Linked DNA regions of Homo sapiens: region 2 is linked to region 1. Evidence: chromatin loops called from intact Hi-C (ENCODE). Cell type or tissue: dorsolateral prefrontal cortex. All regions are shown on one strand.

Region 1 (8,000 bases):
TGGTGGAGGTGTCAGCAGGACTGGATCCTAGAATCCACACTCCTCAGTCATCTTCCTTTTCTTTTCCCACATATACTCTTCATGACCTTGAATTGTTTAAGATAGTCCTCTCCCTCTGAGTATATGTAAATATATATTCATTTATTTATTCCATGTTCCCATTAAAACACATAGGCAATGTTTTCAATTTGTGTCCTCTTTGCTTGGTGGAGGGTTTAGCAGTTAATTCAACCTTCACCAGCCCCACTTTCATAAGCTGTCTCCTCCTAACCTTACCAATGATCTACCAACAAACCTCATCTTAGTCTCACACAGTCTGGGCCTTGTCTGTACCACTATATTTTGACTTTTCTCACCTTCTTGGAAATACTTTCTTCAGCATCTTAAGCCATTCTCCAACACTCCTCCACCAACCCCTCAGAGCATTCTTTCTTTGTCTCATTCTTTGTGTCCTTCTCAGAATCATTCATACCTTACTTCTTCCTTACGTTAGGTGTTTTTCTTGGATAATTTCAAGCATATTAATAATAGTAATATAATCATATTAGTATTTATTAAGCCCTTTTGGAGAGTTTTACATGCATGGACACATTTGCTCTCTCCCAACCACCTACGAGTTAGCACCTATGAGTTAGAGGTGACTATGATCCTTATTTATCACATGGGAAAACAGAAGCACAGAGAAGCAAATGAACTACTTTTCTTCTTCAAATTCCAAACTTTATTACATATTGAATCCAGAGGAGAAACTGAGTGCAGGAGGGGGAGGTTGGATGGGGAGGAGTCATTTTGCCAGGTGCTCCAAACCCTCCCCATTCGGGAGCCTGGCCATGCCCTCCTGGCTCCATCAAAGCACCTGGGCTGTTAAATGGGGCAGGAGAGCTGTGCTGAGGTTGGCAAGGCCCTTTCCCAGGACACAAGAACTGGATTTGTCACAGTTTGGCTTGGGAATGGTGGTGATGAGTAGGAGAGGACCTATCATAAATCAAAAATATAAAATAATAAAATAAAACTAATCACAAAAAAATCTACAACTCAAGTGAGGGTAGGGGCAGCCACTAGGTAGGGCTAACTCCTTCAATATCTTGGGAATAGAAACAACAGGAAAATAAACTAAGAGATACAGCAGCCACCAGTAGTGAAGCACCAATAACCACACATTCCCACACTGGTCCCAAAGGTTAGTAAGCCAGAGCTACTTCACTGCCTGTTGCATCTGTGCCCCACCCTTTGGAGAGCACATGCTCCTGGCCCTGCTGCCCCATCCTGCCTCCCACCAGCGGGCCACAGAGGTCCTTGGAAGTGTCTCCTAGGGAGAGCAGCAGCAGCGTCAGGAAGAAAAGGCAAAGCCCAGAGACCAGACAGTGGTGAGGGAAGGTACTGCTATGAAACTCGTGGTGCCCAGATTAATGCCAATGAAGGGGAAGCGGTGGAAAAGAAGAAAAGTTAGTAAATGTTGGAGCCTCAATAAGTATGTAATCAGTTGGTTTCTGATCCCACACTTCGCTTGTTATATGGCAGTCATGCCTGGACACATGCCTTCTACTTCCACTATGTATTAGGAACACATACAGTCATCCCTGTCATCTATGGGGGATTTGTACCAGGATCTCCTGCAGATACCAAAATTCACTGATGCTCAACTCCCTGATATAAAATGGTATAGTATTTGAAACCTACGCTCTTCCTCCTGTACACAGTTAATCCTTGAACAACACAGGTTTGAGCTGCATGGGTCCACTTATATGTGGATTTTTTTCAACTAAACACTTATTGAAAATACGATATTGGCAAGATGTGAGACCTGCATCTAAGAAGGGCAGACTTTTCCAACACACAGATTCTGCAGGGTGGTCTGCAGGCATTGAGTAGACAGGATTTTAGTAGACACAGGGTCCTGGAACCAAGGTATGACTGTACCATAAGACATCATCTATATACTATTTATAATATTTAACTCAATGTAAATGCTATATAAATAGTTGCTATACTGTATTGTTTAGGAAATAATGACTAGAAAAAACTTTGTACATGTTCAATACAGACGTCATTTTTTTCTGAATATTTGATTTGTGGTTGGTTCAATCCACAGAGATGAAACCCATGAATACTGACGGCCAACTATATGTGTTTCTTTGGTTCAGGTATCTTTCTTGGGTTTAGGCTGGCGTAGCCAGTTTCTGAGTGGCATTTTTTACTTGGCTATTCCAAAGAAATCTCAGGTGAAGCTGCTCACACTTCAATTCCCAGTATTATTCTCCACAATGCTGCTTGTTTCCTCTCCTTGAAATTCCTAACTCTGCTAATGGTACTACAATCTTGTTCCCGTAACTAAAACCATTGGATCCATCTTCTAGTCATCCTTATCTTACTCTTAACCTTCCATGATTTTACCTCCACCACTCACCCAGGCATTCATTCTGTCCTGGTTAAATTAGGGGAACAACCTCATTGGTTATTTCATGCACTTACCTCACATGTGTTGGGCCTGTGTCCTAGGACCTGTGCTAGCACTAACATGTGCTAGGCTACATTTTTACCTAATATGTGCTAGAGCTAGGCCCTGTTAATGTAACATGGTGCTAGGCCCTGCTTTAGAAGAACCAATGGTGCATAAGAAATGCAGTCTGGGACAGGCACAGTGGCTCATGCCTGTAATCCCAGCACTTTGGGAGGCCAAGGCGGGCAGATCATGAGGTCAGGAGTTCAAGACCAGCCTGATGAAACCCCATCTCTACTAAAAATACAACAATTAGCTGGGTGTGGTGGCGTGCACCTGTAGTCCCTGCTACAGGTGCTGAAGCAGAAGGAGGAAGATCCCAGCTACAGGTGCTGAAGCAGAAGAATTGCTTGAACCCGGGAGGCAGGGTTTGCAGTGAGCCAAGATCGTGTCACTGCACTCCAGCCTGGGTGACAGATCAAGATTCCATTTAAAAAAAAAAAAAGAAAGAAGAAAAGAAAAGTAGTCTGCCTAGACATTCTTTTAGTCAAAGGGAGGAGGCAAGGTGAAACAAAAAATTACTTGAGTACAATTATGATGAGCACTTCAAATAGTAAGTACAGGGTGCTATTTTAACCTAAAAACTGAAGAATCAAGGAAGGCTTCCTGGAGAAAGTGACATATAATTAAAACTGGCAGTGTGCGGTACAATAAATGCTCCAGGCAGAGGAAACAATTTGTGCAAAGGCCTTGAAGCAAGGAAGAGCTTGGGGCATCGAGTTCAGCAGGGCTGGAAGGAGAAGAGTAAGACCAAGTATAGAGTAATGGTCTGGTGAGAGAGGCCATGATTAGAGCCTATAGGGCCACATGGGCAGCCATTGAAGGGTTCTAAAAAAGTGAAATGATTCAATTTTAAATTTTAAGATAGTTTGCCTTCTGTGGGTAGAATAGATGGCCAATGCCGTGGAGGAGACCAGTGCAGTGCTTCAACCCTGAAACATTGATGGCTTTAGGTAGGATGATTAGACTAAAGATGAGAAAAATTGGTGGATACAAGGTAAATTGAAGAGGTAGACAAAACTATGTGAGAATTTAGGAAGACAAAGGGGTCAAGGATGATGCTTGCTTTCTGAGTTGAGGAGCTGGGTAGTAAGTGGTACTGTTCTCCTCCATCTGCCCCCTTAATCCAATTTTCATGCCACATCAAAAGAGTAATCTCTAAGATAAAGTTTAATCCCACAATTTTCTGCTTAAAACCCTCCCATGCTTCTCCAGTACTGACAGGATAACACAGAAAGAACTAAGATAGCTGTGCTTAGTGTGATCCAAAGGCCCTGCTCATAAGGGCTGTAGCCTACCATTCCCATCACGGCTCATATTTACTCTCCTATGCAGCAGCCACACAGTTAATTTTCCTGAATATTTTTGATCTGTGGTTGGTTCAATCCACAGATGTGAAACCCATGGATATTCTTATTTTGAGGGGTAAAATTCCTATTTATCCTTAAAATGCTGCTTAAATGATGTATTCTCCAATAACTCTTTCCTAATATCTCAGTTATTGAATATATGAATATTATAGCCCTTCTCACAACAGATTGAAAATACTTGGTTATATCTGTGAACCTCCCCAATTCCCCAGTGTTGCTTTTTAGACTAGCCAGGTTTTACTTTATCTTTTTAATCTGTTGTAATGAACTACAGTGGTATCTAGTATACAGTATGTGTTCAAAACACTTTCATTAAAGAAATCACTTTTACTGGGGAAATAACATACCAGCACTGTCCAATAAAATTTTTTCAATGATAGAAATGTTTTATATTTTCACTGTTCAGTATGGTAGGTGCTAGGAAAATGTGGCTAGTGCAATTGAGAAGTGAATTTTGGATTTTATTTGATTTTAGTTAATGTACATTTAAATTGAAATAACAACTATGTTGGACAGTAGTGTAATAAATGATATTCATGTTTCTATAAATGCCAACCAAAAACTATTATAGAATACTAAAAGAAGGAGAATTAGGACAAATGTTAAAGTTCAAAAAATACATCATGAATAGGTTATTACATAATTGAATTCTAGATACAACGACTCGTCCGTTTTTAATAATGACATGGCAATAGTTAATCTAATCTGACTGTCATATTTGATTATTCTTTTTGCTCCATCCATACATCCCACTTCTGTTTATTATCTCCCTCATTATCTCTTCATTTATAATCTTTCACTTTTGCTTCACTTGTACTATCTTTTTGGTTTTCAATGCTTTGAAATTCAAATTTCCTTTAGTTCCATTGGTGAACTTTGAAACACATTTAATAAAACCTGTTGCTATAGTTGAATACTAGATTTCCTGATTCAGTCGTGACATAAGAAAACGAAGATTCAATTTGTATCATGAACTTCTTCATTTCCCTGTCGGGGTATCAGAAAGTTTTTCACACTTAGTATTATTCTGGCAAAAGGTACTTCGTTGCTCCCTGCCCCTCCCCCACGGTCAAATGTGTAGTTAGAAAATGTGGTCATTGCAAACCTTAGCCACTAGATGGCACTAGTGAGCCAGTAGGGTGAAATGTTTACTGGGCCGGCTGCGGAATCTGATGGGTTCAAAATCAAGGTGGGGAGTAAGAGTAAATATGTGAAATAAGTCAATGCTTCATTTTTTTTTTAAGGCAAATAGTTGGGGAAAAATAAAACGTCCTCTCTTCATGCAAGTACAATGTTTAATGATTAAACTAGCATCAGTTACAGCTTACCTCTCCTCTTCCTTGCTCCACTGTCACAGCTTCCCACCAGCTGCACAGGCCTTCTCCACCCTTCTTCAGTACTACAGGCCGACTGCAACCTCAGAGCTTGTGTGCAGGTTCTTTCTGCTTTGACTATCCCCCGCTTCCTCCCCCTCAAACATGTCTGCATGACTCATGTCTTTCCCGCCTTCAATCTTTTCTCAAACCTCACATTCTCAGACCCCACTGACTGCCCCTCAAACACTCCCACCCCTTCCTCTCCTTTATCTTTCTCCAAAGCACTTTCCTGTCACCTTGTAACATCTATACATGTTTTTAGCTGATTTATTTTTCTCTTTTGGCTAGATCTGTTTTTGAATTACCCTATTTCTTAAGATCGCAGAGAATGAAGATGATTTTGCAAAAATACTGTAGACGTTGTGTGTGGGGCGGGGGTGGAGGTGGGGGGTGGATCCTCTAGCAGTAGATAGCCGTGTCCAGTTAGGAGCAGAAAGATAGGGAGGTTAGCTACTACAGTTACCTTAAAAATTAGTCAAAAGATGTTTCCAGGGTATCATGTAATGACTAAGTTTGGCCTTGGAGGGCTATATCTGACTTACTAAGATCCTATAGGACCATTTTTTAGAATCCCCCAATGTGCCCTACACACATCCTCACTCTGGTTCAGGAAGAAGCTGATTAAATAGTTGTTTTCCTTTGACCAACCACATCTTTCTATTACTGAATTTTATCTTCTTAATGACTATCAGTTTGGTCTGCCTACAAACAGCCAAACAAAATGAAAAGCAAAAGTCAATAATTTTTTAAACCTAGAGATGTCAACAACTTTTTGTTTTGTTCCACAGTAAATTTATGAAGCCTTGGATTCATTGTGCTTCTTGGAGACAGAAATCCACTACACAAATTATTATTATTTTTAAAAAGGAAGATGGCAGGGGAAATCATAGATTCACAGGTGCAAACTGGTCCAGGGTTTTCAGCTTTTTAGTAGTAATGTCAAACGGTACAGCTGCTTTAACTATTTTATCAAAGGTGACTTGGCATTCTTTGAAGAGTCTATCTCAGAAAATAGGTCGATTTATGCTTATACCAAAAGCAAAATAGCTTTAGACATTAAAATAACAATTGATTTTCTGCCATCTCATCTTTATGAATTCCCCAGTAGTGGGATCTTTCTAGGTACTTCTCAGTGCCACTTATAGAATTCATTCATTCAACAAATATTTACTGGGCACCCAGCATATCCCAGTCACCTTGTTAAATACTACACATAGAAAAGGCTAAGTAAGAATAGTCGATGTCTCTTGACTCCTAAAATGGTCATAAAGATGATAATTTGAGGAATTACAGTACACAGGATGCCCACTCTAAGCTGAGAAGCCCTGGCTGCTCTGGGAGTACCTTAGGGAAGAGTGTGTCAGTGGAAGATTTCCAGAGGGATGTCCAGGTTGAGGTGTAAAGGAGAAGCAGGACTTCCACCAATGAAGAAGGGGAGAGTGTGTCCTGGGAACCACATGTGGGAAAATCCAGGGAGCAAAGAGAACTGGGAATAACCAAGAAGGTGACCGTTTCAGAAAGGGTAAAGTGTAAAGTTGGGGATAAGTAGAGGTGGGTGATTCAGCAGGAGGAGGGGTAATATATGATGAGGTAAGCAAGGATCTTGACTTTATATTAGGGGCAAGGGAAATTTATGACAATGTTTTAAATGCTTGCTATGCCTGCAGTTTGGAGAAAGGGTTGAAAGAAAGAGAGCTGAAGACAGGGAGGCCTACCACAATCTAAATGATGTAATTAGGGAAGGGATGAAGAATCATAGGATGTAGATTAATTCAAAATTTATTTAGGAGGTAGAATGGGCTCAGCACTATGGCTGATTGTATGTAAGAGGTGAGGAGGATAAAGAAATAAAACACAGAACTCAGGTTTCCAGGAAGGATATCTTATGTGCTAGCGAGACCCTGAACTACAACATGTGAGGAAGAGATGACTTGGGAGAGGAGATGCCGAAAATAGTTTTGAGTTTGACATATCTAGGCACATACAGGTATTATAAAAAAGTTAATTGATATATATGATGGAATCCAAGCTCCAGAAGAAAACAAGCTAGAGATAGAGATTTGTTTTAATTATTTTTTCTGTTTAATGGCACTTGTGTGTGTTTTGTAAATTAGAAAATAAACTAGCTGAGGCTGCTCTCTAGACTGAACATAAAAGCATACGATTGTGCAGCAATAGGAAGGATTCTCTCTTTGTATGCCTTAGCTAAAAGGAATAGTAACTTTGTTCATCAGCTCAAAGATCTCACTGTTTGCTCTTACTAGTGCAAAGATATAAAAATCCATTTGTAAGATACAACTATACTTGAAGTCACAAGTATGTAGTTAGCATGCCCCTTAAAGTAAGGTAGCAATTACCTAGTGATTAGCTGTTAATCTGTCTATTCAAACTGATTTTCTGTCTCTTAAAAAGAGCAGAAATGATACAGGGCTTAAATCAATTTTGTGTGGAAAATTAGTTTTTACCCCATATGCTAGAATTTCAGCATTAAAAAGAAATTGATTCTAAACTATAGAGCTGATATACACACACACAAAAAAAAAACATGTACTACTCAAGAACCCACATTTCAAAATTCGCTTGTTGGCAATTCATGAATTCTTGTGTTTGGGGAATTCCCTGTGCTGGAGGATGCAGAGGAAAATAAGACGGATCCAGTGTCTGTGCTCAATGACTTACAGCTCTAATTTCCAAGGTGGTACCTACTCATGTGAAGAATTCATGCTGCTGCTAAGGTCTGTGGGAAAAAGAAGA
Region 2 (8,000 bases), 85 kb after region 1:
ATGATCAAATGCACAGACACTTGTGATTTCTCTCTCTTCCACAATTATATGGGAAAAATACAAGAATGAATTCAACCGTCCATTACGAAACAAATTATTTAATGCTATTACCGTATCTCTTATTATAAATATAAGAAAACATTTATTGAACTGCATTAATAAGTCACTGTTGTCATGGATCTTCTGTAGACATTTGGGAATGGTGATTATCAGTGCTGTGCATAAACATTTTCTTCCTACCCTCTCTTGAGGACTCTAACTTGATTGTTCCATGAGCTCCACTGCAATCTGATCTCCCATTGTCAATCTCAAATTGTCCCTCATCCTTTACTTTTCACATAAGCCTCTAGCTATGAGAGGAATAGGTTTTTATACTCTTTAAGTAACTAAGATTTTGTACTAAAATGAAAAAGCATTACTTTGGCAGAAAGCACAATACTTGGAAAGGAGCACCAATATGAGAAGGGTGAAAACTCAGCTCTTGTCAGCCATCAAGTGTGTGAGTGGGGATTTTGGGTTTTATGATTGTTCATAACGAACTTGGAAATTTTCCACATTGTGCCACATATCTGATACAGTTGAAAATAAGGTTCACCTTTAGTGGCAATATAGGGCAGCCACTTAACTTTTGGCTTTCACAAGAAATATTTTGTTGTATACACTTCCCTTTAATATATTTTAGGTGTTTTTAAAAATATAATCCTCATAAAAAAATAAATTACATAAGACAATGTTGATAAATGTTATCACTCATTTTAAGTAAAACAGATATTAAACAAAGAGTTAAGTCAAATTGGAAATATTAAAGTTAGACAACACTAGATATTTAGCATCTTGATTTTTTATCATGGCACAGAAATTTTTTTCCATTATAATAGCAGATGTAAGAAACTCCACTATTTTAATAAGCTGTTGAAACTCGTTATGTTGTCTGCTAACCGGAAAATAGTACTTAAGAAATTAGTTTGACCTCTCTGGTGGAAAATGTGCCAAGAATGTGAACAGGCAGTTCAAAAAGTAAAAACATAAAAAACCAATACACATAAAATAATGTTTACCTACAAGTAATTCCCCCTCAAATGCAAGCCAAAACTCAAAAGATATCATGTACTAGCTAATAGACTGCAAGGATACGTATCAATGGTTAAGCCCATTTTTTCTATTGTTGAAAGAGTGAGGGGATGGGTGTTTACATATCCTGTTGGGGGGAGAAAAAATGGAACTATATAAGGCAATTTGAAAATATTTTTAAATCTTAAAGCTGCACAACTTTGAACTAACAATATCGCTTTTAGAAACTTACTCTAAGGTGATAAAGAATTGCGTTAATACCCACATATATGTATGTGTGTGTGTGTGTGTATATATATATATTTACAACAGAGTTATAAAATATTCCTATATCTTTTTAGGTGAGTATGCAAATATTATTAGATAATTGTATTTATAATATAAAATATTGCAAACCACCCAGACTTACAAAACCAGAAGGTTACTAGAACTTTCATTGAAGTTATAGGGATGATGTTATTCTACAATTATTAATTCAGGAGACATTCACAGAAATAATGAATTGAAAAAGCAGGTCACAGAACAGTACATATAAAGCGATTATATTTTTAGACATAAAATCTCATTTCCATAACAAAAGTGATATTTTATGTATACACAGAGAAAATAAGCTGAGAGGATATGTGGTAAAACATGAACAATGGTTCTATTTGAATGTTACAGTTAAGGATGATTTCTTAATCTAATTATTTTTGCTCTTTAGTTTTCTGAATCTGGGTTCATTTTGCTAAAATATGTATTTAAACAGCACTTTGAAACATTGCCTAAAAAGTAAACAAGACAATATTCTGGTTGGAGGTTATGTATTATACTTCATTGTTTGGGAATGAACTGTGCTTAGGTGTATCTATGATATTGGAAAGCTGTTAGTGAATAAAAAGAAGAAGTATATGTGAGACAGTCCATATTTCTGCTAATTTTCTACTTTTACTTTCTGGATAGAGAAAAGTTACAGCATTAATGGGGGTCATTATTGCCCAAGTTGCTCCTGTTAGAAGAGAGACATATGAAGAATTACATTAAAGAAGTTTGGTCACTAAGTAATGAGTACTATACTTTAGGTTTGGTAATGAGTACTGTACTTTAGGTAAAATATTGGTTAATGAGAGTGACTAAATAATGTCCAGCAAGGTAAACACCAGCTTGCAAGTACAAGCAAGTCTAAATACCAGAATTTGACAACAGTGGAGATACAGGTACTTTCAGCTCCTGGTTCTGAGATTTCCACTGCTAACACTACTATTACTGTAACAAGCAAATTGATTAAATAATCACAAAAACCATTCCTAACGTTTATAGGGCACAAAATTGTTTTCTAGGACTCTTCACTTTTCCTTGAGGGTCTATATCCAAATAATTACCCAATCTTGTCTTTTTGTTTTGTGTTGTTTTATTTTCACTGGACGTTTCAAAAATATTCCTTCCTTCTTTCCATTTTCATATCCATTACATAAGCTATTTATTGCCTTAGTCTAGGATTTTGACTCTAAGCCTCTAAATTTGACCATTTCCTCTTTCAAATCCCTTTGTCAGGTTTTCCCTGGATACGTTTAACATGTCAATTTTATCCTAGTATTTCCCTACTCCAAAGTCTACAGTGGATACCCAGGACCCACAAAGTGTAGTACAATTTCTGAAGGCTAACTGAAATTTTGTATCTTTGATCAATATCTCCCCTTTCTGTATCCAATCCCCTACTCCTGGCTTCTGGTAGCCACCATTGTACTCTACTTCCATGAGTTCAACACTTTAAGAATCTACATACAAGTGAGATCATGCAGCATTTGTCCTTCTGTGCCTCGCCATTTTACTGAGCATGTGATAAATATATACTGTCTATTTCAAAACTACTAAAAGGATTTTAAATGTTTTCACCACAAAGAAACAAGTATGTGTGGTGATAGATTTTCGTCAATTAGTTTGACTTAATCATTCCACAAATGTAAACATATGTTAAAACATCACATTGTACCCCATAAATACATAATATGTTCAATTAATATTATTTAAAATTTTTAATTAAAAAAATTAACCTGGAGAAGGTCGCATTCCATACTCTTTGTAATCAAACTATCTTCTAATCATTTCACCAAATTGTAGGCACTCAAAAACATCTTTCAATTTTCTCCCTCAATAAATATTACTGTTAGTCTTGAAATATCACAAATCCTTCCTTCAGACCATTCAAATTCTCCCAGTTTTATAAGATCCCCAAAAAATGCCCTGACCACTGGGGACCTCTGACCAATCATTTTCTGCACAATTAATTAAGCAATTAAACATGGCAATTTCATACACTTTGCTTATTATAGTTTATTATTGTATTGAACTGTTATTTAAATATTTTATGATTAACTTTTCATATGCTTGTGACTTATCTCTCTACCTATATTACCAACTTCCTAAGATTAGGTACTGGGTTTTATATCAGTGATCTTCAAATTGATGTATGAGTACTTCTAGGAGGTATAGGAAGCCTTTTAAAAAACATTTTCAAGATGCTCAAATTCCACATGTACTGTTGTCTGAAATTATCTCCCAAGAATCTGACCTTTCCAAAAAGGCCAAATTTTTACAAAACACAAAAATGAAGAAAGCCAAACCTCTCACCCATTCAGCATCTTATGTTTTGTGTATTGCGCACAACTCCTCCCCACACCTACCTGTTTTTCTCTATCTCTTTCACTGCCAGATTTTCGTTGTATCTAGGATAAAAGCCCCTACTCTGACCTCAGGCTTCCCATGATGTAGTTTCTGCCCACTGTCTCCAACCTCATCTCAGACCATGTCCTAAACTCTGGGTGATTTCATGTCTCAGGGGTTTTCTGTTAACTTTTTCCTCTGCCTGAAATACTAACTTATGCTTTATTTTTCAACTAATTTTTTCTCACTCCCCGGGTTTCAGCCTAAAGCTCTTACTCTCTGAGAGACATGTTCTCACTCTCAATCCAATTTAGGTCAATCTATTATTTTATCTCCTGACACCCTCCATGATGTCTTTGCAGCGCTTATCACAGTTTCTATTTATTTGTGTAATTATGTAATGTTTGTCTCCCCCAAACCCTGAGCCCATGAGCAAAGGAGCTCTTCACTCTCCTGACACATCCCCGTGCCTGGCACTGTGCCTTACATGAACGAAGTGCTCATAAAGTACCTACTAAGGAAGTGAAAGAGTATATGTTAAAGCCTATATTGAATCTAAAAGTAAGTCGATTTAAAAAATAAATGAACCTTGGAAATCATGGAAACCAAAGCCATGATCTCATTCGCAAGAGAGAGAAGGAGCTCAGGTGTCACATTTAGTGCCAAACAAAGCACTCTGAATTCTAGTCAAATCATTTTTTAAAATATCTTTTAATTCTGCTTTCTTGTTCACACCATCAAACAAATATCCATTGACAGGACAGCAACCTTGGAAGTACCCTTAAATTATTAAGTTCAAGCCTTATTAATTCCAATTTTAATTAAATTGATGAGATACATATAGTTGTAACTATCTTGCCTCAGTATTTCTGTGTCCAGAATTGGTGGGTTCTTTGTCTCACCGACTTCAAGAATGAAGCCGCAGACCCTGGCGGTGAGTGTTACAGTTCTATAAAGGTGACGTGTCCGGCGTTTGTTCCTTCTCATGTTCAAACATGTTCAGAGTTTCTTCCTTCTGGTGGGTTCGTGGTCTCGCTGGCTTCAGGAGTGAAGGTGCAGACCTTTGCGGTGAGTGTTACAGCTTTTAAGGCAGTGCCTCTGGAGTTGTTCATTCCTCCAGTCCAGAGTTGTTCACTCCTCCCAGTGAGTTCGTGGTCTCGCTGACCTCAAGAGTGAAGCTGCAGACCTTTGTGGTGAGTGTTACAGCTCATAAAGGCAGTACAGACCCAATGAGCGAGAAGCAACAAGATTTATTGCAAAGAGCAAATAAACAAAGCTCCTACAACGTGGAAGGAGACGCAACCTGATTGCCGCAGCTGGTGCTGCAGCCTGCTTTTATTCCCTTATCTGACCCCACCCACATCCTGCTGATTGGCCCATTTTACAGAGAGCTGGTTGGTCCATTTTACAGAGAGCTGATTGGTCCATTTTACAGAGCGCTGATTGGTCCGTTTTGACAGGGTGCTAATTGGTGCATTTACAATCCTCTAGCTAGACAAAAGTTCTCCAAGTCCTCACCAGATTAGACACAGAGCACTGATTGGTGCCTTTACAAACCTTGAGATAGACAGGGTGCTGATTGGTGTATTTACAATCCTTTAGCTAGACCATCCTGGCTAACACAGTGAAACCCTGTCTCTACTAAAAATACAAAAAAATTAGCTGGTAATTGTGGCGGGCACCTGTAGTCCCAGCTACTCCGGAGGCTGAGGCAGGAGAATGGCGTGAACCCAGGAAGCAGAGCTTGCAGTAAGCAGAGATCGCACCACTGCACTCCAGCCTGGGCGACAGACCAAGACTCTGTCTCAAAAAACAAAACAAAACAAAAAAAAAACTAGTAATAGAAGTGGTAGTAAATGGGACTATGTGCTTACCTAGTTGGTCTTCCAGGGAAATAACCATTAAGGGACTCTTTCATATCACATTATTTCAGAAGGGCTTTTTAGGTGTTGTATAAACTGTTTATAATAAAAGTAGGGAAGAGGAGGAAATCTGTACTGCCACAGAGAATACCCTGAAATAATTGGTATCAGTTATGATTGAGGACTTGCATGCCAGGACTTAAGGGAGGAGTCTAGGAGCCACTACAAAAAAGAAAATCATCCCATTCAGTCACCTTCAATTTAGAGAGATAACTATATAGGACATTATCACTGGATAGAATCAGATAATGCAATGTAAAGGAAGCATATAATTCTTTTAAAACCTTTGAGATGATAATTAAAAAAATCAAAACATGATCATTTCATTGTATGCTCAATATGATAAAAGGGAAATCTCTAGCTCTTCAGATAGAGGAACAGTCCTATATTCACATGGAAAATTCCCAACAGGAAATGAGAACTTCAGTATCCTGTGGTTTAAATGTTATACATGAAAGTATAATACTTATTATTTGTATGCAAACTACATACATTACCAATATTGAGTCACTACTTCAAAGTATGTTTTTGAAATACCTTGGGACTCTACAATCTAAATATATTTTTCCTTGTGGTTGTAATAGAGCAATTACTGATAATCTCCATAATTTTCTGTAGAAGTAAGATCCATATTATGTCCCAGGTTTAGAAAAAGCATTAGAGAATATTCATGAAATGAATGGGAATGTAACATTTCTAAATCAAAGTCAAATAACCTTTAAGAGAACATAAAAGCTTGCTAACGGCTCTAGTTTATCAACACCTAGGAGAACAAAATACTGTACAAGGAAGGATTCATAGATTCCACATAAGCAATTAGGAATGGATTATTATAGTCACAGACCTGTGTACATAAAAATCTCGATGTAAGTTGCCTAATGAAATAAAAACTATAATTATGGTAATACTTAAATATGTATCCAATATTTTGTCGACTCTTGTATGGAACAGATGAATATGATCATTGTTTTTACTACTTTAAACTGAAGCACACACATAAATGAAACAAAGGGTGTTTTATTCATTTATTTCAAAAAGCTGATTAAAAGCTAGCCATTGAAAGACAGAGCTACCTTCCAAAACACTAAAGTGTTCCACAGTGAACTGTAATTTCTGAGAGGCTATGATTTCTGGTGTCAGAGACTAAATTCCCATAGCCACTTGTTCCCGACTGACTCTCTTTGGCTTGAATGGTTGGCTTTTATTAGGATTTTTGTCATGACTTATCCCCAAATATCCACACTTACTAAATGCAAAACTACAAGAAGAGAAAGAATGTGTCTTAGTCATCCGTGTACTCGTGAGTACACTGCCTTGCATGCCAATGTATATTCAGGGAATATATACTGAATTGAATATAGTTCAGCTACTCAATATCTACAAACTGGGCATCTACTACATGCCAGCATTGTACTAAATGTGGAAAAAAGGCATATATTGAAGGTGGAAAATCAGATACAAGACTTAATAAATAGGTTGGCATTTGAGAGAGATCACTCTGCAACACACGGAAAATATGAGAAGGAGGCAAGATTTGTATTTTATCAGTCACATAACTGTGGATTTGATGCTAAATATGTAAAATATCCAATGTATAGTATTTATTTGAAAAAAAAAAACTTTATAAGGAATGGTAGTTTAAAACCTGGGGGTATACCTGGGTTAAGCTGCTTGCCCCAGATCTCTTCACTAGGCAATATAACCATCCTATTAGCCCTCCTAGAGCATAGTACTTACCTGGCAAAGAGGGAAAACTGTTTCTAATCATAGTTTCCAACCAACAAATGACCACTTAAAAAAACATAAAAAATAAAATTTTTCTCACCGACTTTTTAATGACTTGTAAAATTTATACAAATAGGGCTGAATTTTTTATTAGCTTTATATTCCTTTATATTCCTTGGCCTCTTTTTTAAAGTAAGAAATACATTTATATGAGAAAAAGAAAAACATCAACAATGACTAGAATATGATAGGCAGCCAATATTTGTAGAATGAATTTGTGAATGAACTATATATATTAATTTGTTTTGGGGGACAATAGCTCTGTTGGCTTTTTTCCTGGAGATGCTCTGTGGAAAAAAGCCCCACCTTTCATTTGAATTGCAAAGTTCAATTGCAAAGTTCCCTCTGGCACCTTCCATAAATGACTTCCTTATAAAGTACAAACCCCTTGGGGAGCATTGACCCAGAAGTTATTTACGCTGTAGTATGAATTAGCTTCAGGAGTCCCTCAGGATTCACAGCACATCCAGCAAGCTTGAATAGGAGTGTTGCTAGATGGAATGGAGAGGGATGTTTTGGAGGGTGGGATGGCAAAAAAGGTAATTTTTTAAACTTATTGCAAAAGAAGTTTTGTCAGTC

Evidence for each region. Hi-C counts contacts between places; a loop is a spot of excess contacts. Peaks named below come from ENCODE experiments on the same cell type or tissue, not always from the same donor. Only the 100,000 strongest peaks of a DNase experiment are listed, where the experiment ranks them.
Region 2: it touches region 1 in a loop (2.1-fold over the local background); 32 of 110 quality-filtered maps call a loop at or near these places.

What each region holds. Positions count from the first base shown.
Region 1 is chr6:68,965,236-68,973,235 of GRCh38, reverse strand. All of the region lies in intron 8 of ADGRB3 (adhesion G protein-coupled receptor B3), which reads right to left. Among named protein-coding and RNA genes, the nearest start is that of ADGRB3, 330 kb to the right of the region's middle. RefSeq lists an enhancer at 4,865-5,159. In dorsolateral prefrontal cortex, a CTCF peak has its summit at 4,983 (motif pointing right); DNase peaks (open chromatin) are centred at 4,965 and 5,285; H3K27ac peaks cover 2,640 bases.
Region 2 is chr6:68,880,433-68,888,432 of GRCh38, reverse strand. The region is part of intron 3 of ADGRB3 (adhesion G protein-coupled receptor B3); the gene reads right to left. Among named protein-coding and RNA genes, the nearest start is that of ADGRB3, 250 kb to the right of the region's middle. In dorsolateral prefrontal cortex, no CTCF peak of the experiment used is centred here; no DNase peak of the experiment used is centred here.